Linked DNA regions of Homo sapiens: region 1 is linked to region 2. The links are chromatin loops, found by intact Hi-C in ENCODE. Cell type or tissue: endothelial cell of umbilical vein. All regions are shown on one strand. Links, peaks and the distances in the headings refer to the core of each region. The heading gives the core; the rest is flanking DNA. Region 1 overlaps EYS (eyes shut homolog). Region 2 overlaps EYS (eyes shut homolog).

Evidence for each region. Peaks named below come from ENCODE experiments on the same cell type or tissue, not always from the same donor. Only the 100,000 strongest peaks of a DNase experiment are listed, where the experiment ranks them.
Region 1: a loop joins it to region 2, with 16 times the contacts of the local background. A loop is called at or near these places in 5 of 110 quality-filtered maps.

What each region holds. Positions count from the first base shown.
Region 1 is chr6:64,724,387-64,741,196 of GRCh38, reverse strand. The region is part of intron 22 of EYS (eyes shut homolog); the gene reads left to right. It also overlaps the pseudogene TMEM98P2. Among named protein-coding and RNA genes, the nearest start is that of ZC3H11C, 570 kb to the left of the region's middle. In endothelial cell of umbilical vein, for the core only: a CTCF peak has its summit at 8,170; a DNase peak (open chromatin) is centred at 8,186.
Region 2 is chr6:64,273,429-64,290,238 of GRCh38, reverse strand. All of the region lies in intron 30 of EYS (eyes shut homolog), which reads left to right. Among named protein-coding and RNA genes, the nearest start is that of SCAT8, 470 kb to the right of the region's middle. In endothelial cell of umbilical vein, for the core only: no CTCF peak of the experiment used is centred there; a DNase peak (open chromatin) is centred at 9,458.

The DNA of each region.
Region 1 (16,810 bases), core at 4,746-12,745, 450 kb before region 2:
AACTTCCCTTCTGAAGCCCATGGATCAAGGAGTAATTTTGACTTTCAAGTATTATTATTTAAGAAATACATTTCATAAGGCTGCAGCTGTCATAGGCAGTGATTTCTCTGGTAGATCTAGACAAAGTCAATCAAAAACCTTCTGAAAAGGATTCATCATGCTAGATGTCATTAAGAACATTCATGGCCAGGCGCGGTGGCTCACGCCTGTAATCCCAGCACTTTGGGAGGCCGAGATGGGCAGATCACGAGGTCAGGAGATCGAGACCATCCTGGCTAACATGGTGAAACCCCGTGTCTACTAAAAATACAAAAAATTAGCCAGGCGTGGTGGCTGGCGCCTGTAGTCCCAGCTACTCAGGAGGCTGAGGCAGGAGAATGGTGTGAACCCAGGAGGCGGAGCTTGCAGTGGGCCAAGATCATGCCACTGCACTCCAGCCTGGGTGACAGAGCGAGACTCAGTAAAAAAAAAAAAAAAAAAAGTGGACATATTCTTTCTGGACAGACTCTGGAATTTTAGCTGGATGTTCAAAGTTACTGTGCAATGACAGGCATGTATGATAATGTGTCTCACAGACATATGGGAAGTGACAACCAGAGTAGAGCCATCACCTTACTTTGTTCTGTGGTGTAGGTGCTCTATGGTCTCTCCTCTGCTTAATTATGCTAGAATATAGGTTTGCTTAGGTACCAAAGTAAACTAAAATAAAGATTAGCATTAAAAGTTATGGACACAGAAACTATTTTGCTCTGCTTCTATAGATCACCTGTTCTCCAAGGTGAATAGAATATATAAGCTTTTAATGAGTGTTTGAAATACAAGAAACTAATAATCATTTAACCATTATGTAGATTCCATGACCTAATACTGAAGTATAAAACAAAGATAATTCATTCTCATATTTTTTTTATAATTTGAAAATATAGTAGAAACAATAGAATAAAGTATTTCAAGATTTAGGAAATGTATTAGAACTGCTCATAACTGTATTTTATGTAAATTTATTGTGATTATGTAGATTGTGCTGGGGGTTCTGATGAGGAGGAGAAAGAATACTTTCTCTTCATACTTTAAATGCTTGAAGAAAGTTCCTAAGACTAGGAAAAGAAATCAGTAAGTTTTATTAGCAATTACCATTTAGTTACCTCTCCCTAGAAATACACCCCCCACCAGATTTTTGATTGGTTTGATTTTTTGCTAATGAGTTCTAAGAGTTTCTTATATTTTTTTATTATTAACACCTTAGCCTAATGTGTGTAACAACTATTAACATAAAATAAGAGTTTAAAAACATTATTTCCTATTCACTTATTTTCCTAATAATAGTATTGTTTATATTTCCCCTGCCCCTACAAAATGGATGAAGGAACCCTAATAGGGTTATTCTAGGACCCTAACATTTATGTAAATTACATTTTAGAATTTCTGAGAATTTGAAGGAATGTCGGTATTGTTTTAAGGTCCTTACAGAATTTTGTGGTAAATAGAAATTTTTTAATATTATTCAGGAAAGCAATCAAGGTTTTTATTCTAGGTGCTTCTGTTGTATAGAAAAGTAATGGTTCTGAATGGAATTACCTAGCAAAGAACAATAGGTACAACTGGGATATAGAGAAAATAAATTTGAATACTTTAGTACACATGCAATCTGTCTGATACGATTAGAGATTAAGATGCCTAAACAGATCTTTCTGGTAATAACATTTTGATACTAGCACCATAGAAATTATTTTATATGTGGTCATGATCATTATTGCTAAACTTTAGTCTTTAAAGAAAAACCTGCAGTTTAACTCATAAAAATAATTATCTTCCTTGGTTGGTATACACAGACAATTGTCCTTAGTTTTCACCTTTGTCTCTTGTTTAGATTTTAAACTACTATATTACAAGTTCCTCCAGTAAATGGCATCACAGCATGGTTTTAATTTCTTAATGTGAGTGAATAGTTTTAGTTTTCAAAAACAAAATAGTGATTATCATAAATTTACTGAGATGTGACTGAAATGATTGTTGCATGACTAACCCATCTACCTTGTATGATGAAAAAGAGTATTTGATTGTCTGAGGCTATAGAGGTCCAGCTCAGTAGAGTGAAAAAAAGGACACTCTTGTACAAACAGGAAGAAAAAAGTACTGTTAAATTACTGGACAGGCATGGTGGCTCACGCCTGTAATCCCAGCACTTTGGGAGACTGAAGCGGGCTGACCACCTAAGGTCAGGGGTTTGAGGCCAGCCTGGCCAACATGGTTAAAATTAAAAATACAAAAATTAGCGGGATGTGGTGGCAGGCATCTGTAATCCCAGCTACTTGGGAGCCTGAGGCAGGAGAATCTCTTGAACCTGGGAGGCGGAGGTTGCAGTGAGCCAAGATCGTGCCATTGCACTCCATCCTAGGCAACAAGGGCAAAATTACATCTTAAAAAAAATTACTAAAATTTGAGTCTTTTTCCTTTTTTGCATGGCCTTTCTCTCATCTTGTCATGATATTTTTAAAATTGCCACTATTGTTGTTTTAAATAAAGAAAAATTAAAATTTTCAAATATGAACATAGACTAAACTGTTCATTTTCTATTGTGCAATGCCATTTCCTATACAAATATAAGGGCCTTTAACTTGAAAGTAGCATCACCAAAATTCCACAACACATATTTTATCCTGCATTAGTCTGTTTTTCACTGCCATAAAGAGCTACCTGAGACTGAGTTACTTATAAAGAAAAGAGGTTTATTTGGCTCACAGTTCTGCACCTTGTACAAGCATGGCACCAACATCTGCTTGACTTCTGTTAAAGCTTTTGGAAGCTTTTACTTATGGAGCAAGGTGAAGGAAGAACAGACCTGTCACACAAGGAAAGAGGAAGCAAGAAATGTACCAGCCTCTTTTAAACAGTCAGACACACGCTAACTATTAGAGTGAGAACACATTCATTACTGTAGGGAGGGTATCAAGCCATTCATGAGGGATCCAGCCCCATCCAGCCCTTTCATGACCCAACAACTTCCCAGACCCCATCTGCAACATTGGAGATCACATTTCAATATGAGGTTTTGAGGGGACAAATATCTAAATTACATCAAATCCTTATCAGAATGGTGGAAATACTGCACAAACTAACACAATTGTTTTTATTTCATTCTCGATAGTACACATGCTACCAACCTCTATACCTTTAGCATAGTGATAAGCTAAAGAAAGACTATAAGGAAAAGGAACCATGGCTTTGAGCATCGATGGTTGGTTAATACAGAGGAGTAAAACAAATAAAGGATATGGAGAGTTTTTCATTCATGATAGAACATCATTGCATTATTTCCACAGTTAAAGCAAGTATTGCTCAAATGGAAACTGTGACCTCTTGAGAATGTCAGTGCTCCCTTTCCTTATCACAGTTACTCGATGGTTCATGCAACACTCTGACTTTGTAGTAGATCTGAGTCTTCCTGAACTCCTGCATGTTGTGGATCCACAAGAATTCTGTGTTCATAAGAAACTGGGCATGATGTCTACAAAGGAAGCAGCTCTGCTCACTGGCATGTTCCATTGTCCTATCAGACCTATCAGACCTCACTTGCAAAACATACATTCCAAGATAAAAATGTTAAAAATTTCAAGATGGTGACAGCAGAAAATGAAATTACACCAAATGCCAAGCTTGTGATGCCATCTTTGTGGCTGAATCAGCTTTAGGAAAAGAGAGGTGAAAGTTTCCAGATTTTGCTTCAGAGAAATGTTTTGCAATGATCATTGGATAATGAATTACCATTGTTTTTCTCTACCAGGTTAAAGCGTGGTTGCATTTGGTTTAAAATGGACCGTTATATAACATCATAAATTATATTTTACCCAATAAAACTTGGTCTTTTACTAAAGTAGAGCATACAGTTAAAAAAAGAAAACTGAATATTGAATTAGGAAAAGAAAAGAATACTGATATCAATGATATTTGATTAGGCTGTTTTGCTAAAGAAATGCATTTTATGATTTTTAAAGATGCACATCCAGAAACTTTTTATATCACAGTGGATTATTATAAGATTTCTATCACAAAAAATGATATTGGTCTTCATGCAGGTAGTAAGCTACAGACACATCTTTTATGTGCCTAGATTCAAAGGGATGAATAAAAAATAGTACATTACATTGTTTCTTCACAATTTGGGTGACACACAATTTGAAAGGCAAACTATACTAATATAAAATGAAAATACACAATGAAACATCATAAGGTAATATAAAATGATAAATTGTATTCTTCTGTTTCCTAGAAAAGGACACGTCCCTCACATTTTTATACAATTTTTCTTTGTAGGAATTATTGTGAATTTTTATTTTATGTTTCTTTGTGTGATTACCTTATTCTCTGTCTTCTTCAATAGTAAGCTTCCCTTATCTGATTTTGCTCACTCGTGTATAGTCCAGCCTTGACTCAGTGTCTGACACAGTGGTGAGAACTGGCATATGCACTTAATAAACACTGCTAATTCAAAAATATAGAAATACCTCAAGCAGGACTCATTTCGCAATAGAAATATAATGTTAAAAACAGGAAAATATTTGACTTACCAGGAAAGACTCTACAGAAAAGATAAAATAGTAACAATTACGAGAATGGGCCAAAGGGAGGAACAAGTTTGGGGAAGCTTTTGTAACCAATACTCTGTAATGATTCTAGCAAAAATACTTTAAAGTAGTTTTATTGTCACTGAGTCATAGAGTTAGTGCAATACCACTAAAAGAGTAAAGACTGTTTTAAGAAATTAACATTTCAGTTATTTCTTCAACCACTCTTTAGAGAATTTTATTTTGAATATATCTAAAATATTCTAGGAAGTCAGTAGTTTCCTCATTGTTCATTCAATACTCAAAAATAGAATTTTATTTTTAACTACATGATTTCTATTTATATGTAATGTATTTAAGTATCTCATTTTTATAAAAGGTAATATTCATAGAAGTTTCTTAAAACATGTAATGAAAAGGGAATGGAAAGAATAAATTCAAATCCAGTGTGGAATGTTTCAAAATTGTTAAAATTTAAATTGTTATATTTTCAGTGAATTTACTGTGAATTTTTATTAACCAGTAGTATATGCTATCAGAAGAAAACCTTTGTAATAATATAGAAAGGGCTTGAGAATTTCAGTAACTAATTTTCGAGCATACAACCAATTGCATATATTAGATTTAATTCATCTTTTATAGAACTTCAAGGACTAAGCTATCGGTTTGATTGTAACTGAAATATGTAACTCAAAAAAGCTCTATTTCAATTAATCTAATTATATGCTTATGTTTTCAGTCTCCCAGTGTGATCATAGTTCTTTATTTTGTCTTTATTTCCATCCTCCATGAAATAGGAATTTGTATCTATTGGTTATTATATTATACACATTAGTAAATTGCTACCTAACAACTTCATCAATAGCCAAACTACATTTATGTCAAAAAATAAATACTTTTGTCAGACACTATCCATCAATTGTAACAATTGTAAATATTTCTTTTTTGATATGTCCCTAATACCATTAAGGTTTCAATAATATATTATTCAAATGTGTACAATCATTTTCCTTTCAGTTTAAGAAAGTGAAATCAAACTCATATACTTTACTTGCTATGTAGTAGAAATACTTAAATAAGACAAAGTATAAGTTATACAATTTTTTTCAAATTTTGTGTTTTTTCTTCTCATGGATATATTATTATCTGAAAGGAGTATATTCATGCAATTTTCAGATCAGTTGTGTCACTATCCAAATTTAAATAAATAAGATAGTGCACAGGAGGCAGAAAAAAAGGTCAGAAAACTGGCCGGGCACGGTGGTTCACGCCTGTAATCCCAGCACTCTTGGAGGCCAAGGCAGGCTGATCACGAGGTCAGGAGATCGAGACCATCCTGGCTAACACGGTGAAACCCCGTCTCTACTAAAAATACGAAAAACTAGCCAGGCATGGTGGCAGGCGCCTGTAGTCTCAGCCACTCGGGAGGCTGAGGCAGGAGAATGGCGTGAACCCGGAAGATGGAGCTTGCAGTGAGCAGAGATTGCACCGCTGCACTACAGCCTGGGCGACAGAGCATGACTGGGTCTCAAAAAAAACAAAGTCAGAAAACTTAACCTATACTGTACCATAAAGTAAGTCATTTAGACTAGACACTTCAGTCTTATAATATAGTGCATATTATGTCTTAATCACCTCATTAACATATTTAGGTTTATATAAGCATACCTCTGTGCAACATATATTAGAGAGAAAGAACTAATAGAAAAATAATAGAATAATAAATATAGAATTCCTATTGTTCTGAAATCATAGTTAATGAGAATGTCACTATATACAAATACTCAAAAGATATATTAAAATTAAGAAAAATCATAGTGTTCTTGATTTTGTTCTTTATTTCTGAGAGGGCACAGTAATACCCCTTCCTGTCCGTGTGAACATTTTCTCCAATCTCTACTCTTCCCCATGTGGACACATGTGCGAGCATATACACACTTTCTAGTGTAGTTTTAGGTAGAATTTATTTTTTCCTTGAGAGAGAACTTAGAGAAAATGGAGCAGAATGGCCTCAACTTTTACAAAAAATTGTAAATGGCTAACAGAAATACTTAGAAATAGTCATAAACAACTTACAACAGATTGTCTACACAAACCCCAAAATTTTTTATAAGGAGATTGATTTAACTTATTCTGATTTCTATGCTCTTATAGCAATATTTTCAGTGGAAAAAATCACATCAAAACACTTGCAAACTAAAAGTTGTGCCTATTGCATATGCCAGATATCTAGTTTTTCTCTCCAAACACAAATTGCTAAGGAATACTTCAAAGCTTCAAACAAAACTTAAAAAAAAAATAAAAACATGCTAGAAATATTTTTTTCTATAGATAACTTACATGGATAATAAAAGGAATGTTTCTTAGAAGTAAAGGTTACAAAGTGCTTATTCGCTTTAGTCCTCAACAAAGCTTTTCTGAATTATATTATTTATTGAAAATAGAATTTCTCCATATGGCCAGCAGTAAATCTATTTTTTTGTTTGTTTCTACTTGTTTTTTTTTTTCCCTTAAAATATCTGCAATATGGGCAGAAGATTCGTGATTGGGTAAGCACCACAATATAATATTGTTACTAGGATTTGTCATCTAAGGGTTTCGTTTGTTTTATTGTTTTAAACGTAATTGAAGGTATCATATTTTGTGGTATTTAAAAAATACTTCTTCATTTCTTTAAAAAATAAATTAATATAGCTTGCTCCCACCGCCATGGGACTGGTCATCTACAGTTCAGAAAATTTAGCCTATGAGGAGGATATGAGTGAGACTAAGTCAGGAGCCACAGAGAAGCAAGAAGGCCACAGTGATTGTTGCCATAAGCGTGCTGGCTACCATCTTTCTGGCTTTGTTTGCAGTCTTGGTGGTGGTTTGAGTGCAGCGCTACTGCTGGCCAGGAGACCTGCTGCAGCGCTATGATTCTAAGCCCATTATGAGTCTCTTGGGTGCCATGGAGACCCAATCTGAGCTCTCTGAGTTAGAACTAGATGATGTCATCATCGCCCACTCTGGCATAGAGCCCATTCTGGAGAATGAAGACTGGATCTAGGATGCCTTGGGTCTCATGTCCCACTGCATTGTCATCTTGAAGATTTGTCACACTTTGAGAGAAAAACTTGTTGCCATGACAATGGGCTCAGAGGCTGAAAAGAAGACTTCAACCACTGTCAGCAGCATCATTGTGGTGGCCAAGTGGATCATCCCCAGAGTAGATGATGTTGTGAAATCAGTGTACCATCTGTTAAGCACCAAGCTCCTGGATGTGAGTATGACTGCCCTGCTCCTGTCAGTCATCAGGTGCTGGTAACCAGAAATGCCTGCCATCTGAACAGGGGCCCCAAAGCACTTGGAGGTGCTTTGAGAAGCAGCCTTGCCTTCTGAACCAGATAAAGACCTCCCAGGCCCTAAAGCCTACTTGCAGGAGCAGTTGGGAATTTATTGCCTGTAGGCCAGCAGCTAGTCATGAAAGCTAGCAAGAATGGCTTAGATGAGCCTTCCACTTTTTCCTGTAGAGTTAGTTGTTCTCCAGGGCTCAGGAATGTGTGCATAGCAAAGCAGGAGAGTCCTATCTGGTGATGCCATTGTTGCAATTACAAATTGTGGCTGGTGAGAGGCAGTCTAATACCACAATTAGGGGATATGCCATTCATCATTTGCACAACACAGCACTGAAACTGATAGATGGTCAGCTTTATTTAGATTACCTAGTGTTTTAGAGAAAATTGTGCTACCATATAAGAAATCTAGAGGTTTCACGTTATACATCAGAATTTCTGGCTTCTCCTGAACAATCAGATTTGGCAGTTGTGATTTGTGTTTTCAAACGAGAACAATCAGTTGGAGTTAAGTAGGGATTGCCTCTCTTGGCAAGACTGTACTCTTTTTTGCCTGTTTCATTTATTTGTATTATCTGCCTGATCCCTGAGGTATCTGAGCCTGTCCTGTTATTTAGAGGTTTGGGTTTGAAGCTGAGCACTATGAAGTTTATTATTTCCTTTTATCCTTATGCCTACAATTTTACTATACGCCACTAGGTATACAGTAAATTTATACTTACGATTCCCTCAAAAAATAAGAATTCAAAAATAAAAATAAATTAGTATAATTCATATGAATGTTGTTTTTTATCTCTTTTACTTTTTTTTAAATTTCTGCCATATCTAAGATGTTTATAAACAGACTATAGGGCAAACATTTGCAAAGGTGTATATGGAATGCAATTAATGAGCTAACAGGAATTTGGCAGTAGAAACACTAGTGTGTTAAAACATTTACAGTTTTCTCTGCAATCCAGTCCAGGAGGTAATAACATCTTTTTTTTTTTTTTAATACTTTAAGTTCTGGGATACATGTGCAGAACATGCAGGTTTGTTACATAGGTATACACGTGCCACGGTGGTTTGCTGCACCCAGCAACCCATCACCAACATTAGGTATTTCTCCTAATGCTATCCCTCCCCTTGCCCCCCAACCCCGACAGGCCCCAGTGTGTGATGTTCCTCTCCCTGTGTCCATGTGTTCTCATTGTTCAACTCCCACTTATGAGTGAGAACATGTGGTGTTTGGTTTTCTGTTCCTCTGTTAGTTTGCTGAGATTGATGGTTTCCACCTTCATCCATGTCACTACAAAGGACATGAACTCATCCTTTTTTATGGCTGCATAGTAATCCATGGTATATATGTGCCACATTTTCTTTATCCAGTCTAACATTGATGGGCATTTGATTTGGTTCCATATATTTGCTATTGTGAACAATGCTGCAATAAACATGTGTGTGCATGTGTCTCTTTAGTATAATGATTTATAATCCTTTGGGTATATGCGCAGTAATGGGATTGCTGGATCAAATGGTATTTCTGGTTCTAGATCCTTCAGGAATCGCCACACTGTCTTCCACAACATTTAAACTAATTTACATTCCCACCAACAGCGTAAAAGCATTCCTATTTCTCCACATCCTCTCCAGCATCTGTTGTTTCCTGACGTTTCAATGATCACCATTCTAACTGGTGTGACATGGTATCTCATTGTGGTTTTGATCTGCATTTCTCTAATAACCAGTGAAGATGAGCTTTTTTTCATATGTTTGTTGCCTGCATAAATTTCTTCTTTTGAGAAGTGTTTGTTCCTGTCCTTCGCCCACTTTTTGATAGCATTGTATTTTTCTTGTACATTTGTTTAAGTTCCTTGTAGATTCTGGATATTAGCCCTTTGTCAGATGGATTGCAAAAATGTTTTCCCATTCTGTAGGCTGCCCGTTCACTGTAATGATAGTTTTTTGTTTTTTGTTTTTTTGTTTGTTTGTTTTTGGTTTTGTTTTTTGCTGTGCAGAAGCTCTTAGTTTAATTAGATCCCATATGTCAACTGGGGCTTTTGTTGCAATTGCTTTTGGTGTTTTAGTCATGTAGTCTTTGCCCATGCCTATGTCCTGGATGGTATTGCCTAGGATTTCTTCTAGGGTTTTTATGGTTTTATGTATTACATTTAAGTATTTAATCTATCTTGAGTTAATTTTTGTATAAGGTATAAGGAAGGGGTCCAGTTTCATTATGCTTTATTTTTAAAGAGAAAGTAAATAGTTATCTTGTTCATGTAAAAGATGAGGTTATTTGATAAAATCTATGATTTTCTTTTCTCCAAGATGAAACTGTAGTTGCCCTATGTTAAAAACAGGAAAGCAGAAGTAAATGGATCCTAGACATTGAATTGCCTGCCCCAAATGAATCCTCGAATTTACGTTAAGATCACATTTTGGAATTAATCTTAACAAGACTAAGAGTTTGTAGTATTACTAATATAAATAACATCGAATTTTCAGACAGTTTGCTCTTGTCACCATCATCTTTGTTATTGATACACGCCGGGCATGGTGGCTCATGGCTGTAATCCCAACACTTTGGGAGGCCGAGGCAGGCTGATCACTAGGTCAAGAGATGGAGACCATCCTGGCCAACATGGAGAAAACTCGTCTCTACTAAAAATATAAAAATTAGCTGGGCATGGTGGTGCGTGCCTGTAGTCCTAGCTACTCGGAGGCTGAGGCAGGAGAATTGCTTGAACCTGGGAGGCTGAGGTTGCAGTGAGCCAAGATCGCGCCACTGCACTCCAGCCTGGCGAGAGAGCAGGATGCCCATCTCAAAAAAAATAAATAAGTAAAAGTAAAAGTTGTTTGTGCTCTTCTCCAAGATATTCAGTCATGCAATCTCCTTATCCCATGTTGGCAAATATAGGTCATCTAGCACAAGTGCCTTTGTTTGCTATCTATCTTGTCATTTCAACATATCTAGGTGATCACAGCTTCCTTATGTCTTTAGAACTTATCTGTAACATTACTCTTTTCTTCCTCCTGTCTCAGAGTAAGTTTGTTTCCTCTCTTTCACTTTGTGCAGAGTGTCATTCACAACTCAGCTGAGCCAAAGCTTTGTTTGAAATCAGTTAATAAGTCCCTCCCTTGCATTTTAGGGCTCTTGCTTCATTGATATTTCTCTTCTAATTGTAAATATATTTAGATCATTTATTCCTTTAAAGAAAAAAAGAAACAAAAATTTAACAAGGCTTCCATTTTCTAATACCCCTTCAAGCTTCACTCTTAGTTTTTCCTTCCTTTCACCAATAACATTCCTAAGATTTTTCTATATTTGTCATTTTCCTTTTATATTTTCTCACTGGATGCTTTACTTTTCAAAATCTTCTGTTATTAATGTCTTTACATGCATAACAAAACTAAACTTTCACCTGTACAACTATTTTACCAGTTAAACCAATAGTTTCACAATTAAGTAACTTTTAAAATTATTTCTTCTCCTTGTGTATTGATGAAATGCTTTTATTCCTTGGTGTATCAGTCGTTTGTATCCATAATAACATTGTGTAAAAAAAAAATCAAAACTCATTGGCATGTATTAGGTTGGTGCAAAAGTTATTGCGGTTTTTACCATTACTTTTACGGACAAAAAAACATGATTACTTTTATACCAAACTACTTACCAACCTGCTTGCCAATAAGCATCCATTTCTTACTCATCTATGGGTTGACATGAGTTCAGCTACTTTAGATTTGGCGCAATTAGGCTTGCTTTCTAGCTGTGAACTACATTCACTTGTTTCTCATCCTTCTTAAAACTGAAGATAGCTGAGACATATCCTTTTTATGAAAAAAAGATCAAAGTGCAGGAGACCAAGTCAAATCACACAAGCACATTTCAAATTCTACTCACATAATTTCCACTATCATCCCATTAGAAAAAGCAAGTCACATAGCCACGTTCAACATCAATTGGGTAGGGAATATATTCCTTTCACAGAAGGGGATAGAAAGTGAATACTTGTTAAGCAATAATATAATTTATCTCACTTGGGTTTCTTGATACAATACAGCCTTAGTAGTGATAAGGATAGGAGGCAGGGAAATTCTGGGCAGAAGAGGGCAGGTCTTTGGCAAGGGTCCCACCCTCAAACCTGGAACCGTGGCCCAATGTGAGAACATGTATTCCTGTTTTCCCACTCGAATGTTGCCTTTTCCAAAACCACCTATGGCCCACTCTTCCCCCAATCCTGTGCCCATAAAAACCCCAGGCTCCATCAGCAGAGAGCAGAGAAGAGAAGCAACTGGATATCCAAGAGAAGCAGCTTGACTTCAAAGAGACAACTTGACAACGTGGCTTCAGAGAGGAGTCTGGCCAAGGACTGCTGAACTCCAGGGGAGGATTGCCCTCCCACTCCATCTGCTTTCCAGCTCCCCTCCCCACAGAGAGCCATTTTCATCAGCAATAAAATCCTCCACATTCACCACCCTCCAATTCGTTAGTAAGACCTGATTTTTCCTGGACACTGAACAAGAGCTCAGGAGCCATGGGTGCAGACAGTGAAGACTGTCACACTGACTCTTTGCCCTTGCTGGTGGAGAGCAACCACCACACGTGAAAAGGCAGGGGGCCCACTGAGCTGTTTAAGACTTAAGCTGTCCACAGATGGCAAAACTAAAAGAACACTGTAACATGGCTGGTCGCGGTGGCTCACACCTATAATCTCAGCACTCTGGGAGGTCAAGGTGGGCAGATCACGAGGTCAGGAGATAGAGACCATCCTGGATAATGCGGTGAAACCCCACCTCTACTAAAAATACAAAAAAATTAGTCAGGCATGGTGGCGGGCGCCTGTAGCCCCAGCTACTCAGGAGGCTAAGGCAGGAGAATGGGGTGAACCCGGGAGGCAGAGCTTGCAGTGAGCCGAGATTGTGCCACTGCACTCCAGCCTGGGCGACAGAGCAAGACTCCATCTCAAAAAAATAAAAAATAAATAAAAAGAGAAGAAACATTGAATTAGGTATTTAAAGCTATTAGTATTTATTAGTTTACATTTTTTTTTTACACAGGTTTAAAACAAAACAAAAAAACACTGTAACTCACATCCTCTGGGGCTTCAGGGGTCATGGGTACTCCTCACTAGACACTGCCACAGGGTCCGCACAAAGTTTTGCTCCTGCCAATGCCCAAAAGCACTTGCCCTGGCTCCTGCACCTGTTCACCTGCACTCCCCTCCTCAAGGGGTGGAATGCAGTGAGACTGAGCCAGGGGAGTCCACCCCTGCCGCCCCGAAGAAGCAGCCAGCTAGTTCCAGTGCCCATGCATTCCAGTTTCCACCCGTGAAGGGGTCAGGGAAATTTCCTGCTTCAGTAGTGGTTTCAATTGTATCTTCAGATAGAATTAGAAGTGATGATGTAGCTGACAGGAATCATGGTACCTAGGTAGGTTGTTTTGGACAAAGTACTTATTAGGCTACTTTGTAAAGAAACAACTTATTCCTCTGAGTTATTTTACAAAATCTATGTCATCACCTTTGGTTCAGTAACCATAAATGAAGTCCATACTATGTTCTAGGATTGGGTCACTGTCTAAACATTGTGTTATGAGATTGTGTGCTAAGATGTTGTTGGCTAAGATGATTAATTAATTAGGGTTTCTTTGTAAATATAAAAACAAGACTCACCTTTACTTTTCACTATTTAATTCAACTGATATTTTTATCTTCATTCACAAGAAATTCAAGGATTGTTTTTCCGGAAAATAATTATATAGTTTACTACTTGTAACACATTTAAAGAGAAAAAAGTAGCTTCAATAACATGTGTTCCCTGAGGAACTGGTAGGTGATATGGCTACCGTTTGATGATAGGTCAGTGCAGGAGAGTTGAGATTCATGAGTAAACTTGTAAACAGCTGGTAACCCATGGTTTATATGTATGCAAAGAAATAAAACAAACTAAAAGTCTAATAAATTTTTTAAGTACCAGAATTCCATGCTTTGTGCAAGTGAGAAAACTGAAGGAAATTGTATCTCTGAAAAAAAGCATAATTACGCAATGCAGAAATATGAGCATCGTCCCACCTCCAAGATAAAACTTTAAGAATTTAATATGTCTAATTCCTCAGTCTTATGAGTGGCTTCTTCTAAAGAGCGTATCGATAGCTTGATGAAAACAAGCTTCAAATTATTTATTTACATTTGTTGGCAATTAAAAATTATATGTACAAAACATTACACTTATATTTTTGTATCCATATTCCTCTGGAGAGAATTTCAGTAACATCAGTATGCCACCCATCACTTTGCTCACCATTCGGTGACAGGATTCCTTGCATTTGCTAAAAAGTAAGATTACTGTAGTGCAAATTACACATGCATGCTCAGTTGCAATTTTTCTCTGTGTGAGGTTCTTAAGTGCATGTTATTCATTGTTTATGAAATGTTTCATTTGTAAGTCTGTTTTGAAAGCCTGAAATGGAACATTATGTTTCTATGGAGCCCTGTCTTATAGATTTTGTTTTCGTTCTACAGGAATTATATTTTAAATATTATATCTGCTTTCGGCTATGTTTTCTTGCACATCCTTCTATAAATCTTAATGTATTACTATCACTCATGTGAAACAATCATTAACTCCATTGAATAGGGTTATAGAATTGAATTCTACAAAAAGACTTTTCTGGTTGAATTAGTCAGGGATAAATTCTTCTATTTATCATAGAATAAAAGTGTTCTTTACAAGAGCATTTCCAACTGAATCTCTTCTTTTTCTATCTGAACATTTTGGTAGAAATATACCATGACAGAACTTTAAACAATATAGTTTTATAATATCTATCTATAGTTAGCTACTAAGTCATGAGCCATATTTATTTAAATAAGATACATAGATCATGTTTGCATATTTAAAAGATTAGAGAATTTTACTTGATTCAATAAATATTTATAAACTCCAGTGCTAGGCAATGTGTGAAATATTGAGATTCAAGTATGAATTAGATATTCTTTGCCCTCCAGAATCTCATTTACATGCAGGCATGTAAATTGTTAAAAGACATTCATCACACATCATAACATCCAAATAATTAGAATTTCTAGAAAAAGAGGTGATGTGGGGGAAAGAGTGTATAGAGCAAGGCTCATAAAAGAAGAGTGAGATTTGAATTGGGCCCTCGAGGGTTGGTTGAATTTTGTTTGGCAGAGAAGAAGATGAAAGACAACTTATAAAGAAGGAAAAGAATGAGGGAGACAAAAGTCTTGGATATTGTCAAGTCAACATACTTGGGAAGAATAGGGGTATTTTTGAACCTGTAACATTAAGTGTTCATTATAAATGGAACATGTTGAAACACTTTTGTTTACATTGCATAGTGATAAAGGTTTTGGGTTTAATTTGTAGGCATTAGAAGGCCACCTAAATGTATCAGCAATGTAGCTACATGATTAATTTTATGTTTTATGAGGAGAGCTCTCAGGAAATTGTAGGATGTAAAAACAGAAGAAGGAAAAAGCTTGATTAAACAGAAGAGGTTGATTAAACAGTTACTGAAGGTGAAATCAATAAGACATGGATATAAAATGAACGTTGAGGATGAAGTAGAATCAATGATGACTCCTGCTTCCTCTGTGCTGGAGGTCTTGGTGGATGGTGATGCTGTTTAGTTCTGAAATAAGACTTGGAGGAGTAAGTCAGAGGACACTTTGAAGTCAAAATGACAATGATTATTTTTATTTGCCTGAATAGATGAGTTAAATTTAATATTGTATTCATAATAGGGCTAGGGCATATGAATATTTTGACTCTTATTTTAGCAGTCCTTCATTTCTCTAGGAAGATAAACCAGTTGAGCTCATAATGCCTTAAATCATTGCTTCTCTGAGTCTGAGTAAATAAGTCAATAAGATATGATACTTTGGGGGATTAGCCCCTATTCTGATGGGTGGGAAGGGGTTGGGCTGGGAGAACACGATAGGAAAGTAACTCAAAACATGAAACCCTCTCCTCAATGAGTGGAATGAATGAATGAATCAAATGTCATTTGATTACCCATTTCTACTACAATAACTTTCTGCTTGGATATAAGGAATTGTAGGACTTACTGGACTTATTGTCAAGAACATCGTGGTCCAAAGGGAACTATTAATATCCTACATATTACAAGCAACATCTATATTAGAGAGGATCTTAAATGTAAGATTTTCCCATCTGTGACCAGAAATGGGTGGTTAGAGGGAAGAAGCATTCTGTGTTATCTCTTCTTTTACTTTCTTCTTTATTTATTAACCCTAATAAATATACACTTTTACATTTTTGGTGTATTTTGGAGTTTTTGTTTGATTTGTTTTTTCATTTTTGTTAAGTTTCTAGAGTTGAAATTCTTAGTCAGCTTATTTGGGTATACTAGAAAAGATTTTGAGATTAAGTTGTTCTTTCCATAATTTCTATAGCAAAATTTGAAGCCACCTTTTACAAATTATTTTTCTTAAAAGTGGTATATTACTTGTATTATTAGAATGTTACCTATTTGTTTTAATTTTGAAGTCATTATTGACTCACAAATGCTATTTTTTAACCTTTATTAAATGGTTTCATCCTTTCAGTGCATATCAGATGATGTATATAATAATACATAAAAATACTGAATTCATTTTGAAGTTATTCTGATACCTTTCTAAAGATTCTATAGTTTTCCCACTCAACATTAATGCTTTGTGTTAGCATGTGAAATTTCAAAATAAATCTGACTTCAGATGTAAACTATTCTTTATAGAAAAATAGGATTGTATGTTTTATGATGTTTGAGCAGCACATGGCTTTAGTGGTTTAAGGTGATAGCATATCAAACACATATTAGGCTAAGAGTCTGTGAAATATGAAGGCAGACATACTTCCATTTGCACCATGGACTTTTTGCTTAACATTAAAAATCTACATTAGTGA
Region 2 (16,810 bases), core at 5,351-13,350:
TATAATAAAAGAGGGAGTTACAAATGATAAAAATACTTCCTTGGTTGCCATAACAATGCCTGTGATTGATGGATAGATACCAATAAACAGAGCAGAAGTCATTTAGTGCTATATGGCTGCGTAGTGCAAAGTCATCTATGCTGAGCTCATCCTGTCAGAGAGAAAACCTCCTTGGCCTTTAATTCCCAAAGGCATTCAGCTATACAACAGACACTGCTTGGTACAGTAGATAGTGCCTTTAAGTCTATCAGATAATTGTTGATTATTATTATCCAGCCTTCTCACCTTTTCTACAGACATTGCCAATTTGACTGCCTACTTACCAGGTATATGTACTTGTTACACCTCAAAGAATTCTGTGCGCTAAGGCACTATATAAATCAAAATTCAAATTTCTAAGAGTACCATACTATTCAGCCCCAGCAAGAAATGACCTCAGTTTGCCTGAGGTTTATTCCTGGAGTATTCATTCATTCATTCATTCATTTATTCACAGTAAATATATATTGACCTTTTACTACTACTGATGGTCAGATTATCGTCTAGGTACTGAGATATAAAGACAAAACAGTTCCACTCTGCTCCTCGTAAAGCATATATTTGTGTAGTTATTTTCAGGGAGTGGGTTTACGAGAGGAAAAATACCCAAACCCAGCACAAAGCAGGCATAACAGAATCAGAAACTGTACCACTATACCTGGTCTTCCTCCGTTAGAATCTGAAATACCGTTCAAGTATTTGGGAGAGGTAGAGCCTTCTCATAGGATGAGAACTCCTGCCATAGAGGGAAATTGGTGAATGAATATCGTATCCATTGAGTATGCTGGGATATGGGATACAACAAAACGAAGCAAAAGCAAGGGTCACTCTTCTAGTGGATATATAAGAGATTTTATGTTGCCCAAAAGACAGTCACCTTTCTCAGCCTGGTAATGTGTGGGCATGCTTTATAAAAGAAGGAATGCCTGAACTTTGTTCTAAAGTGGGAGTTTACCAGAAGAGGAAAGAGGAAAGCACTCTAGATAAGGAGCCAGAGATTTTTTAATATTGCCATGTTTGGTGTTGTGGAAACACACAAATTAAGGTGGGAAGTCATGATTGATAAGCCTGAAAACATAAGCTCAGAACAGATAATGAAGGCGTGATGGGTTAAAGAGCTTGGAGCTGCTGAGAATCAGGGTTAAGATATGCATTTTAGATGAAGCACCCGAATCACTTTATTGTAGATGTGGAGCCAAAAATGAAGAAATGAGACTGGAATTAGGAAAACCAGATAGGAGGTTTTTTGAATAAGAAAAAAATGAGTGCCTGAAGCAAGTCAGTGTTGGCAAAAATAGAGAGGAATGATGCATCTGCTCTTTAGAAGGAAATATGGCTAGATTTAGCGACTATGTTTCTAGCAGATTGAGGAAGAAAAGGAGGCATGAATGACTCCTAGAATTTTTACTTCAGTTTCAGGGTAAAAGTGGATAACATCAGCAGATACCACCAAAAGAGGAGCAAATTTTTATGATGTTTCAGCCTGGATTCTTCCTGTGCTACTACTTACTTTATTTAAAAATGCAATCATGTGGAGCACAAGAGAGAAAAGGAAAATAAAGTAGAGAGGACAGAGAGCTATATGAGGATGTGTTATCAGGCCAGATGCTGTCTGGTAATAAGTTGGACCAATGATTCAGTCTCACTGAACTCTCTTGTTGAAGGCCGTATAAATGACTTCCTCTTGTAACAGTTGCTCAAAGCAAAGAAAGAAAAAGAATTTGCTCAGCAGCAGCGAAGACTGGAAGGAGTGGTCTGAGTCTCTAGAAAACGGTGAGGCAAAGAGGAACTTGATTCATATATATGAGTGGTACATTCCACTTTGGAAATGCAGAATTTGAACTTTTGTGGGAATAAGCATCCAGGTATATATGTCCAGCAGGCTGATTTATATTAAAGAGTCTGTCACCCAGTATATGATATGCATTAAAAATAGAAGTTTGAGAATATTAAATATAAAGGTAGCAGGAAAAAAACATTAAAATGAGTAAAAAGACACCCAAGGAAACTGTGCAGAGTGAAAAGAGCAGTGGTCAAATACAAAGACCCAACACCATCTACTTCTTTTTACAGTTGTCAATCCATGAAATGCATGAAAGAACTGGCTTTTCGAAGTGTGATTTACTGTGTTCCCAAACCCCTTTTGCAAATGAGTTTCATATATCAGTGACAGTAATGTTCTTCACAGGGGTTTCATTTACTTGTAGTGTTTTGTAATTCATCTCTCTCACTTAGGAACACATTAGTTCACTCATTCATACAATCACTCAAAAATTTGTATCAGAATTCCTGCTAAGTGTTTGGGGCTCAAGGCTGAGCTTCTCAGGCTTTGTTGTTGTCTCCATAGGGTTACTTCATATCAGCCATGGAGACTCCAAAAGTTCTCTACGAGCAAAGCCGTGATAATATGATAATCTTTCCGGTCTATTGTTAACCATGAGATGTATTTTGTCAAGATCTGGAGGACAGTGAAGATATATTGCTTCTTTTAAATAAAATGGTGTCACAACATGAACTCTAACAGAGGGTGGGATTTTGAAGAATTATACTCACTGCTGGTGGCCATACCGCCTCATTACATCTGAGAAGAACCCGTTCTTCCATGTTGCTCTATTGTTGACATTTGCAAAGGGTAGAACTTTTCAAGGCAATTTGTGTGTTAGATAGCCACTTGCTAGATATTATCATGAGTCTACTGAGATATGAATTGATTTCATTCACTGCATTGGTTAGCAAGAATATGTGGTATTCAATCCTTTTCAGTATACCATATGTATATTTTGTACTCATTTTTATATTAAATTTTTATAAAATTGTAGATAAAATCCCAAGCATTAAAAATAGCATCATTTTAATATTTTATAAAAACTTTATATGTGTGAAAATACAGAATCATAGAACATAAACATAATGGCTGTTTTCTGAATCATATGTGAATTATTTTGTGACTGATGCTGGAAAACAATTACATACTGTCTTTTTTGGCTGTTATTGGAGAGTAGCTAAAGGCAGTGACTTAATTAAGGCAAACCAGAGTGAAAAACATCTGGCTTTTTAAGGTTACTTTTCATGTACATAGTTTTAACTTCTAATGAACAATTGAGCTTTAGAACTAACCTGTTATTTCAGTTATCTTAAAAGGAAAATAAAGGTTGGAGTTTTTGTTTTTACATATAAATTATTCACATCTCACCAGGCATCCAACATTTCTAGATTCGGTACTGAAAACTTCAATTTTGTTAAGATTATTGTACCAGATATATTACTATTAAATAAAGTACAGAAAATTAAACAAAAGGTATATGCTACACATATATAAAAGAAGACTTCATTCACTAAAGACAAACTGATAGTTTGCTTGATTTAATCAAAGTCAAGCCTATATAAGTATGAAAATATTAACAATGTCAAATTAGATACATATTAAGGCTTATTCCCTAAAAAAGTAAAGTGATAATATTCAGAAATTTTAAGCTTTTCTTTTTCTTTTACACTTTTATATCTTAAGTCATAGAGCATGTTAAAGGAAATCTACCTTGACAGTGTGATGGACAAGATGATTTAAGTTTCTATTTTCCAATTCAAATGACTCCTATTCATACATAATACCTTTTTCTATTTTGAAGATTCTGCAATATCTGTGCAAAGCAGGGCAGCTAAAAGTGATCTTGTTTTAAGGATATCACTGCCTTTGGCACATTTAAATATTACTACATAAATATCTCTATTGGTTTACCTTTCTGATGTATAGTATATTTATATTTAACTAACTCTCAATTGACTCTGTAAGAAAGATTTAAAGTGCAGACAATTGATAGGAAATTAAAACCAGGTACCATTGTATTAATTGTGTCATACTGCCTATTGGTTAGAGGAATGTGTTAAAATCCCTCAGCATTTAAAGTTTAAACTCTTTCAACTTTATATTGGCCTCAGGATAAAACTCAGGTTCTTTGTCAAAGCCTGTAAGTTTCTTCTTGGTCATCCCTCACTACTCCAGGTCTTCATTTAGGGTAGTTGTAGAGGTAGGACATGTGAAATGCTGTCGGGGTTTCCTGGGTATATGAGCTATGAATCTGAATTTGAGAAAAGAAACTCACATATGCTTAAAACCCACTATATTGCCAGCACTATGCTAAATACTTTATTTCTTGCTAATATAACATATGTGGCATATCCTATTTGTCCATTTTACAGATGAGAAAGATGGACAGAAAAGGATTAGAAGCTGATATGGTTTGGCTCTGTGTCCCCACCCAAATCTCATCTTGAATTGTACTCCCATAATTCCCACATGTTGTGGAAAGGACCCAGTGGGAGATAATTTGAATCATGGGGCGGTTTCCCCCATACTGTTCTCATGGTAGTGAATAAGTCTCACGAGATCTGATGGGTTTATCAGGGGTTTCCACTTCTGCATCTTCCTCATTTTCTATTGTCACCACCATGTAATGGGCTTTCACCTCCCATTATGATTGTGAAGCCTCCCCAGCCATGTGGAAGTGTAAGTCCAATTAAACCTCTTTTTCTTCCCAGTATCAGGTATGTTTTTATTAATAGTGTGAAAATGGACTAATACAGTAAATTGGTACCAGTAGAGTAGGGTGCTGCTGAAAAGATACCCAAATGTGGAAGCAACTTTGGAGGGCTCAGAAGAACATAGGAAAATGTGGGAAAGTTTGGAACTTCCTAGACACTTGAATGGCTTTGACAAAAATACTGATAATGATATGGACAGTGAAATCAAGGCTGAGGTGGTCTCAGATGGAGATGAGGAACTTGTTGGGAACTGAAGCAAAGGTAACTCTTGTTATGTTTTATCAAAGAGACTGGCGGCATTTTGCCCCTGCCCTAGAGATTTGTGGAACTTTGAACTTGAGAGAGATGATTTAGGGTATCTGGTGGAAGAAATTTCTAAGTGGTAAAGCATTCAAGAGGTGATTTGGAAGAAATTTCTAAGTGGTAAAGCATTCAAGAGGTGATTTGGAAGAAATTTCTAAGTGATAAAGCATTCAAGAGGTGATTTTGGTGTTGTTAAAGGAATTCAGTTTTAAAAGGGAAGCAGAGCATAAAAGTTCACAAACTTTGCACCATGACAATGGGATAGAAAATAAAATCCCATTTTCAGAGGAGAAATTCAAGCTGGCTGCAGGTATTTGCATAAGTGACAAGGAGCTGAATGTTAATCTCCAAGACAATGGGGAAGGTATCTCCAGGACATGTCAGAGATCTTTGCAGCAGCCTCTCCCATCACAGGCCCAGAGGTCTAATAGGAAAAAATGGTTTTGTGGGCAGGTCCCAGGGTAGCCATGCTGTGTGCAGTCTAGGGACTTGTTGCCCTGCATCCCTTCTGCTTCAGCCATGGCTGAAAGAGGCCAACACAGAGCTTGGGCCATGGTTTCAGAGGGTGCAAGCCTCAAGTCTTGGCAGCTTCCAGGTTGTGTTGAGCATGCGGGTGCAGAAAAGTCAAGAATTGGGGTTTGGGAACCTCTGCCTAGATTTCAGAAGATGTATGGAAATGCCTGGATGCCCAGGCAGAAGTTTGCTGCAGAGGTGGGGCTCTCATCGAGAACCTCTGCTAGGGCAATGAAGAAGGGAAATGTGGGGTTGGAGCCCCCACACAGAGTCCCTACTGGGGCACAACCTAGTAGAGCTGTGGAAAGAGGGCCGTCATCCTCCAGACCCCAGAATGGTAGATCCACCTACCACAGCTTACAGCCACAGACATTCAACACCAGCCCATGAAAGCAACTGGGAGGGAGGCTGTACCTTGCAAAGCCACAAGGGCAGAGCTGCCCAAGACTGTGAACCCACCTCTTATATCAGCATGACCTGGATGTGAGACCTGGAGTCAAAGAGATCATTTGGGAGCTTTAAAATTTGACTGTCCTGCTGGACTTTGGACTTGCATAGGCCCTGTAACCCATTTGTTTTAGCCAATTTATCCTGTTTGGAATGGCTGTATTTACCCAGTACCTGTACCCCCATTGAACCTAGGAAGTAACTTACTTGCTTTTGATTTTACAGGCTCATAAGTGGAAGGGAATTGCCTTATCTCAGATGAGACTTTCGACTGTGGACTTTTGGGTTAATGTTGAAATGAGTTAACACTTTGGGGGACTGTTGGGAAGGCATGATTGGTTTTGAAATGTAAAGACATGATATTTGGAGGGGCCAGGGGTGGAATGATATGGTTTGGCTCTGTGTCCTCATCCAAATCTGATCTTGAATTGTACTCCCATCATTCCCACCTATTGTGGGAGGGACTTGGTGGGGATAATTTGAATCGTGGAGGCGGTTCCCCCCATGCTGTTCTTGTGGTAGTGAATAAGTCTCATGAGATCTGATGGGTTTATCAGGGGTTTCTGCTTGTGCATCTTCCTTATTTTCTCTTGCCACCACCATGTAAGAAGTGCCTTTCACTTCCCACCATGATTCTGAGGCCTCCCCAGCCATGTGGAACTGTAAATCCAATAAAACCTCCTTCTCTTCCCAGTCTCAGATATGTCTTTATCAGCAGCATGAAAACGGACTAATACAGAAGCATATCCAAAAGCATACCCCTGTTATAAGATAGAACTAGGATTTCCCTCCAGCTTGTGAGTTACTTCTAATAGACTAGAGATGAAAAGCGTGTGTTCACCTCTCACTAGGCATGTTTATCATTTATTTATTCAGTCAGTCATCTAATCATTTATTCTAGAATACTTCAGAGTACCCCATATGTGTTCAGTCATGTTCTAAGCTTTGAGAATACAGTGTGAACTAACTAAAATCTTTGCCATCACAGAGCTAATATGTTAGTATAGAAGACAGGCTACAAACTAATAAATTAATAATTATATAGTCTAACTTCTAGAGTTAAGGGATACATGAAAGGCAAAGTAAGGAATCAGAGCATATTGATTCTGACCTGCCTAATTAACTATGTTAGTTAGGCAGAACAAGAAAGGCATCTCTGAAGAAGTGGTGCTTTAAAAAAATATGAATCATATGAGGACTTGACCAGGACAATATTTGGGGGAATATTTCAGGCAAAGAAACCAGATAACATAAAAGTATTCACGTGAAAATGAAGATTGTATATTCCTGTAACACTATCACTGGAGCTGAAGTGGACATGGAAGATGTAGTAGAATATTAGATCAGAAAGCTTCCTAGGAAATTTATAGCCACATTAAAGATTTTAAATTTCAATTTCAGTATGACTGGGAAACAGAGTTTTGAGCAGTGACAAGACATGATGTAATATATATGTTAAATATATGTGATTCTGTCTGCCATCTGGTAAACTATAAGAGACAGAACTGAAGTTCAGGAAATAGTTTTCATAAACATGAAACAATGAGAATTCATCAGATTCATAGTATCTTTTGAATGCAGAAGCAATAGACTTTCAGAGGATTGAATGCTAGTGGAGTAAGTTGAAAGAACATTTTCTCTCAGTAGTTCAGGCATAAGATAGCAGTGTCTTGACCTAGGGTGCTATTCCAGTTATTATGGTTTACCAAAAAATTGCCCTAAAATGGGACTGGTGTGAAACAATAATTATGCTTAAGAAATCTGTGGATCAGAAATTCCAAGAGGACACAAGAATAGCTTGTTTCTCTCCCAGAATGTTTAGGAAAAACCTCAGCTGGAAGACTTAAAGCCTGGCAGCTGGAGTCATCTAAAGACACATTCACTGACATATCCAGAGATTGATTCTAAGTTGATTCTAAGTTGCTTTGTTAGATTAGAACTAATACCAATTCTGAGAATTAAATGATTGGATTATATTTCACTCCTGATAGGGCTTTGTTTTCACTTTCCTTCAAGTGTTGGACTTCTGTAAGAATACGCAAAAGGTTGACTCTAATTTGGAAGCATCAGACAAAGAAAAGAGAACTTATTGTAGAATTGTTGCATGGATATCTATGTTAGACCCTGTCCCAAAATCTTTGCAACTAAGAATGATTATTAGTTTATTATCCCCAGAATCAAGATATATAGTTGAACAAATCCAATCTCAAGTTGTCCTTCTACTGGCTAATTAAAATAAATTGATAAGCCAATTTATATGATGATTCCATGTTTTTATTTCATATTGCTTGCTGTTGCTTTTCAGAAGTGCTTGTTTGTGTGTCTGCCCAGACATCAGAATAGACACTTTCAGTTAGAGCCTCCACCATCACATATAATCACAGTCAATGCATTCTCTCACCACTCTGCCCTTTATGCAGTCAGTAAGTTACATCAATTTTATCTCCTAAAAATATCTCAAAAATTTCCCCTCTACTCCATATTCAAGGCCAGTGCCTTAGTTCAGGATTATTGCAAAAAACCCTCCAATCTTCTTACTTTCTATATTTGCTCCCCTGAATCTCTTCCTTCTTCTATTAATACATTGCTGCTAAAACAAGTCATTTACATTGAAAATCATGCCATATATGCACAATAATTAATATGAAAAATCCAGATGATTTTTATGGTGGTTCATTATGCCTTTTATGATGTGTGGACTAGAAATGACCAGACATTACCCTAATCTAAATAGAATTTCAATTCTTTGCTTAAAAGATTTTCAGCCATTGAAAGTCACCTGTGTTTGGTTTGAAAATGTCAAGTCAATGTTTATCAGTGCTTTAATAGTGAGGGATAATTGAGCTAAACTTGAACATAAATTTAAAAAATTCTGTCAGTCTTTACTATAAATACTTGCCTATCCTGATTTGGTCTTTAATTAAATTTACAGATTTGTTAGGTATTCATAATCCACATATAATAGTTTAAATGATGCAATTCATTTCGAAAGTATTTCTTTTACTATGCTTTTAAAACATATGAGAGTGCTGATTTTGACTTCCATACTTGACTCTCACCTTAGCACTACTCATTTCTCACAGTTTAATAAGATACAAGTGGTCACTCACTTTTGAGATTATTTTGAGCTGCTATATTTGAGATTTTTTTGAAAGATGCATTAAGTCATAGATAGAATTTACATAATTATACAAAACCCTTCTGATCAGAGATTAACTGACTATAACAATGGTAAAGCCAATTAAAGGATTGCAGTGTCCAGGCATTAAGTATATCAATTTTTGTTTATATTTTGAATATTAGGGCAGAATGCTTTAAATAATTCCATAGCAGAAACATACATTGTCCTTCATGAGCCCTTGACTGGAAAAGTTAATAAAAATATTCCTATCCACAACCATAGTTAGTTGCTGCAGAAAGACAGATACTTTTACCAACAAAGGAAACATTCATTTCCAAAAAACTGCATATAAATATTTTACATAGTTACCTAATTTTCTCAAAGTTTAAATTGATTATAAATAGTTTATGTGCTTTTTCTGCATCTGAAACCTGCAGAACTCCTTAATGAAATCTTGCTTAAGCCTTCATCAATAAACCAAACCTGATGCACAGTACAGCAGTGCCCCCTGGAGCTAGATGACTTTACCAATTGGCATTTTCTAGCTGTTTTATTTGATTAGAATTACAAAAGGAGTGATTAAAGTTCACAGGCTCCATTTCTTGCAATCTAGAGAATAATGCAATGATAACTAGAGATTCATATTCACAGGGTTTTATTTTACTTTAAATGCCTTTCCCTAGACCTATTTTATACGGTGTTGTACACAAATAGAACCATCTGTATAAATTTATGGTGGAGTTTTTCTTTAGCACGTGATTTAGATTTTTCTTCATTTGCAGTTATGAATGAAGTCACACATCTACAAGTTTGACTCAAACGGCCTTAAGCACATGTATAGTATTTGCATAGTCTAGAAATCATAAGAATAATAGAATTTTTGAGCTGGAAAATACCTCAGAGATCATCTACTAACATACTCTTTTCTTATCTAGGTGAGGTTAAGTCACCTGCCTGCAGTCACACAATCTTTTTCATGATGAAACCAAAGCAGTGTATTTGTTCACAGGATGATCGATAACTAAAAATGCAAATGCCAGGGTTACACTAGATAATACATTTATTTTTATCTATAATGACATATACATTCCTAATTTATTTACTTGATATTTTTATTTAAGAATACATGCTTACATTTCTACCAACAGTTATGTCATTTAGAATAACTGTAATTTATACGTGAGAGAGCAACAGTGTGATTTGTATAACTTCTAGACTAAAAACATGACATAATGGGCAACAATTGACAATCTTTTCTTTCTCTGCATACTGCCGTGTCCAGTGAATCATGCCCTAGTTTCTGGAGCACCAAAGAAATAAAGAACCAAAGCAAGGAAGGGATTAAATCCAGGCCAAGTCAGTCTTAATTATTTAATTTGATACAGTTGTTGAAACGTGAACTGTAATCTAAAATATGTGATTCTGCAGGCCTTGGTATAGGAGTACAAGCTGCTTAGATTGTAGAGAAATCAAGAATGAAGAGAAGAAAGAAAAGAGACAAAAGGACAAAAGAGAAAAAGGAACAACAGGCTGCTTCTCTGTGTGGTGGGAGACAGTAATTTGAATATACTACAGGACATAAATACTTCTCGTTAGTATTCCTCCGCCTAAGGATAAAATTTAGCTGGAAAAATAAACTATCCATTCCTCCAAGACCTGCGTGTTAATACAGTAATGCATATCTGGAAGTCAGATACTTCCAAGACGTAGGAAATGAAGCTGAGAGCCATGTCCCTGCTGTCTTTCCTAAGGCAACAGCCATCATTTTCACCTTACCCTTACAAGTGGATAGAAAGGTCTCTAGAGAGGTATGGGAAGTAGCTACAGTAAACAGGAATGTGGTCATGGCCTTTATTCCTCAACCCTGACTATAAATTTTCTGTTACAAAAAATAAAAATAAAAAAGGAGATCCATTTGTTTTGGCTTCAGGCTGATGTAAGCTTCATTCTTGTGTTAAAATGCTACCTGTCCCTTTGGGAATCCACAATGTATATATTACAAATATTCTTTTTGCTGAGTAAAAACAGCAGGCTTTTTCATAAAATCATCTCAAGTTATTAATGTTTCTTTTACTGTATTTATTTAAAGCAAAAGCTATTCAATGTATAAGAAATCATAAGTACTTTTTAATTTTTTATTCTACCAAAAGCAAAAACAAATATGAAGTTTTATGTGTAAGTTAACAGGAAAATTAAAAGGCAAACAAAAAGGGTTGGAAGATGGCAGCATGTTTTTGTAGTAGTGAAAATGTATTAGTAAAGATTTTGGTTGAGTTGGGAGGATTGCAAGAGCCCAGGAATTTGAGACCAACCTGGGCAACATAACAAGTCCTCACCTCTACAGAAAATGAAAAAAATTAGCCAGGCATGGTGGCATGTGCCTGTAGCAGGAGTCTAAGGCAGGAGATTTGCTGGAGCCCAGGAGTTCGAGGTTACAGTAAGCTATGATCATTTCACAGCACTCCAGCCTGAATGACAGAGCGAGACCCTATCTCAGAAAGAGAGGAGAGGGAGGAGAGACAGAGAGAAAGAGAGAAAGAGAGAGAGAGAGAGAGAGAGTTTTTGGCTGACCAAACTAGACTAATCCTTCTAACAATGTTAAAAACTGGGCATTATTTCTATGTTTTTAAGCAACCAGGGCATGACCTTTTGGTATCCCAAATTATCAAGAAAAATTTGAACTTTTAGGCAGTGAAATATTTTAGTAGTGTGTTTTTAGGGTTCCTAATTACAGTAAACAGTTTAATTTTTTCCTTGGATTGGACCCAAAGAAGTTTCTTATTAAAATAAGAATATCTCAAGAATTTACAACTCCAAAATTCTGTTACATGAAATAAAAAGGCAGAATGATCATTGTCATATATGTCAGACATTATAAAGTACATTTTTCTTAATAAGAATGAATAATTTCATTATTAAAAAGCTTCTAAAAATGTGATTAGAAAACATATTATTAATATATGATCTTGATATTTTATTCCAAAGATAATAAAGATGCTGCAAATGATATTCATTAATTAAAGGAACATTTAGCAGTTACATAAACTTTCTGCTTAATTCAGAAATGTTCTTTAAGATATCTTTGACAGGTGGTCATTCAGGTTCTGTTTAAAGACTTGAGATAGTGGAATTTACTATCTCATAAGGCATCCAATTACATTTTCAACTGCTGTAAGAGCTATAATGCTGAACTCTCCCACTACAGCTTCTTTGACATAGTATAATTACCTTCTACATGCCCCTCTTAAGATTTCTAAAAGATAATTAGGCCTTTACTAAATATTTTCAAGTCAAATTTCAATAGTTTCTATTTTAAATTATATGATTTCTGAATGTTTCATACTCTTTCTCTAGACTTGATATATTTCATCATTTAGTATTTAGTTTTAGCCCAGAACCAAACTTTTTCAAATGTGATCTTAAAAGTATGGATTAGACTAGATGCTATTTGCTCAGAATTTTAGCCTAGGATTGCATTAGAATTTTTGAGCCTATCCAAACACTTTGTTTCTCCATCCTCCTTGATTATTCAAATTTTTAGTTATTTACATCTGCATGTTGTTTCAGTTCCTTGAGATATATTTGATACTTCAATTCTACTTTATGGTGTACAAGATAAACTTTCCATTTTGCAACTCGTTCTCCTTGAAAGGTAAGAGTTGTATAATTATACTTTCTTTCTGGATTCTATGGACATTATCTTATCTGCCCAATGACTAGGGCCAGTCCTTTTACTTCTTTCTTCTTTCACTAAATGTAGAAAATAAAGTCTCCTGCGCTATGGATAGTTTTATAAATCTCAGTTCTTTCTGTGCTTTTATCTTACAGGTTTAGGTTTATCTTACAGGTTTAGGTAACATTAGCATGGGTGGCCTTGATAATGAGTACTTCTTTGTAAAGCCAAATTAATTTTCTCATTGGAATTATTTGAAACTGGGTTATCAGACTGTCTTTGGATACCACTATATGTTCATATATATAATGCTACAAATTTGTTGAGGATGATGTGTTCAATACACCTGTGGAAATTGCAACTGTGTTTCACAAAGCTATCTGTAAAAATCACATTATTTTTATTTGGGGGACAAGCATTAGGAGAGAGTTTGTGTTTTGTTCAATACGTGAATGATTTTAACAAGTTCTCAATGCTCTATCTGTGGACAAGATGAATTTGGAGAATTTCTATGTATTCTATGTATTAATAGGTGACAGCCATGGTCATAGAATGATTTCAAAAATGCTACCATAGAATATATTGTTTTGATTTACACAGATCCTGAGAAAAACTGCATCAATAAATTAGCTGTCATATATTTTCATGAGCACTAAATTTTTTGGCTTGATTTATATAACTTTTTGACATTTTGCAGAATATATTCCAAATTAATTCTATTTTGAGACTAGCTGATGTTAATCCACTCTTGTGACAATAATAGAAATGAACCTAGACTAATGAGGCCATGTCTAGGTTTTGACAATAAAATTACATTATCATAGAGGAGTGTATCTGACTTCCTATTTTCTATGGCAAGGAAGTATTATTTTTCATGAACCAATTTTATTTCAGTATTTCAGGACCTTGAATACTGCATATAATCACACATATGCTTTCACCATTACTGACTTTTTGAAAGCCTTGTTACATGTCTAGCATTACCGTCTTTCCTTTTATTGATATTAGAACAATAGTGTGGCTTGTTCAGTCTCTGAATATTCTACAATTTCCTGTTCAGTAAATTCTTCTTCCTCATGACTCCAATTTAAGTTCAGAGTAGCAGTATCCCTCATTGATTCTAGATTTGATAATTAGAATTATTACATGATTTAGATTAAGTGTTTATGCATAGATTAAATTTGAACTATGATGGAACTCATTGGAATTGATGGACAGAGATGAAGAAAATGTAAACAGATTTTCTAATTTTAACCCATTTATTTTGGAAGATAGCAAAGAGGAAGGATGACTTTTGAAGAATACAGTTGACTTATACCTAATTATAGAAGGTATCTTTCAAGGGTACAAAATTATATTGGTTGAGTGCTTAGTTATTTCTAGAAACTTAGCACTTAGCCAATAACAGATCTTCAGCCTAGTAATCAAACTGTCAATCTCGAAGTCAACACAAAACAAGTTCAAGGGGTATCTAAAGACCAAACCTTAAAATATTCAGAAGGAAAGAAAATACCTATATCCTGATTATCTCAGGGATGTATAGGCATTTTCAGGGCAATGCTGTATTAGAGAGATAAGAAGCTATAACAGTAGTGTGATTGGAATGTATCTCTTAAGGCAATAAGCTTTTTTTTTTTTTGAGATGGAGTCTCGCTCTGTCATCCAGGCTGAAGTGCAAAGGTGCGATCTCAGCTCACTGCTACCTCTGCCCCCTGGAGTCAAGCAATTCTCCTGCCTCAACCTCCCAAGTAGCTGGGACTATAGGTGCCCGCCACCACGCCCAGCTATTTTTTTATTTTATTTTATTTTTTTAGTAGACACAGGGTTTCACCGTGTTAGTCAGGATGGTCTCAATCTCTGACCTCGTGATCCGCCCGCCTCGGCCTCCCAAAGTGATGGGATTACAGGGGTGAGCCACCGCGCCTGGCCAGGTAATAAGGCACACAGATCACGAGTTCAGGAGATAGAGACCATCCTGGCTAACACGGTGAAACCATGTCTCTACTGAAAATACAAAAAATTAGCCGGGCGTGGTGGCAGGCGCACATAGTCCCAACTACTTGGGAAGCTGAGGCAGGAGAATGGCGTGAACCCGGATCACACCACTGCCTGGGTGACAGAGCGAGACTCCGTCTCAAGAAAAAAAAAAAAAGAAATAGAACATGATAAGTGTGCATTTGTAATTGGTTCTGATTCTATCAAAATACAGATAATCTAGAATAGAGGTTGAAAGTTTCTCCCAATTATATTATATATGTCTTTAAGTACAGACTTATGCATACTCCACCACCCAGCCATTTCAGATTAAATGCAAATAAGCACAATATTAAAAAGACAACCCTATCAGAACTTGAAAGACGGGTTAGCACCAATCGCAAACTTATTTCAAAGAATATATGCAGATTTAATTTGGACTAAACCAAAAGAGGACGCTTCCTGTTTACAGATATTTCTGCTTTTCCCCCAGAGCAATATAGATTTGAGTGAAATCAACAGAGAGTTGTGAAAAATCCCATTACCAGTCACCAATTTGGAGGGCTGAAGGTTGTAGGTGTGACCAGGTTGCCAGGTGCATGCTTTATGGGATGTTCTGGAAGATCAATAGCAGGCTAGAGATACAGAACTTGAAGAAAACAGCTGAAATCACGTTCAGAGCTCTTTGTGGCATTGTTGTTCCAGCTTCCAGCTGCCAGATAGTCGCCACTAGGCATTCAAACTTTTTTTTTTTCATTTATTCAGTCAACAAATAGGGATTGAACACTTACGATGGCCAGGCACTGTGCTTAGCTCCATGGATACAACAATGAACATGATCAGGCTGTCATTCTCAATGAGTCTAAGTTCGGTACTTGTAGACAACTCAAACATAACAAAGACACCGTACTAATGTCACAATATAAGTAGGAGTGACAGGGATTAAGGCTTTAAATAGAATGGTCAGCAAAGTTTTTCTTTAAACTGGAATTCTGGGCTGACATCTGACTGAAGAAAAGAAGGATAGTTACCCCACTCCAGGATGAAAGAAAAATTTGTACAAAATTCTTAATGTGATCATACTTGGCAAATTCGAAGGTCACTAAGATCAATGTAGCTGATTTGTAAAAAAAAAAAAAAAAAAAAAACGGCCAGGCGTGGTGGCTCGCGCCTGTAATCCCAGCACTGTGGGAGGCTGAGAGGCAGACAGCAGACAGATTGCTTGGGCCCAGGAGTTTGAGACCAGCCTGGGCAAAATGACGAAACCCGTCTCTACTAAACAGAAAAATTAGCCCGGCGTGGTGGCGCGGGCCTGTATTCCCACCTACTCCGGAAGCTGATGCAGAAGAATGGCTTGACCCAGGAGACACAGGTTGCAGTGAGCTGAGATCACACTACTGCACTCAGGCAGGTCAAGGGGAGTGAAACCCTGTCTATGAATGAATGAATAAATGAATGGAGGGAGTAGAGCAGATTAAGTAAGCAGGGCCATAGCGTATAGACCTGAAAGTGAATACCTGTGGACCGTCACTTAAAGGTTATACGCTGGGATCTGGGAAACAATTTCTTGATGCACATTTACTCTAAATCACTGGGTCATAAGCAGAAACGTGATCCGGAGGGATAAGTCTGGGAGCAAGAGTTAGTTGTGAGAACAGAAAGGAGTCTGGAGGCAGCCAGTACCTGAAATCCTACCAAATGGCAACAAGTGTCTACATACAAGGAAATACACTTAACCAAAAAGCCAGAAAGACTTGAAGGTTTAATAACTTAACATGCAAACATGGTTGTAGTTGGAAGGAAGAAAATAAAGTCACTTTGCCATGAGGAAAAGGGACTTCTCAAACTGCACAAAAATAGAAAGCATGCAAGTAGAGTTTCCAAGCTGCAAATAACCATGACCACAGCTCAGCCTACCCAGCTAGATTAAGAGGACTGGTAATGCACTGAAATATAATCTAGTATCTGTGAGACTATTAGTATTTAAGGAAAGAAATGAAAGGTGCCCATGAACAAGAGGAAGAAGGAGCTGTAAGGAAAGTATGTCCACTTAACTTAGGATAGTAGTCCTCAAAAGAATTATGAGCTTACAAAATTGATGAATTAAAAAAATACATGAGCCTATACAAACACTCCATAAAGGGAAAAACATAGAGACTATATAGTTAGTTAAAAAGAATTTTAGAAAAAAAGGTGGGGAA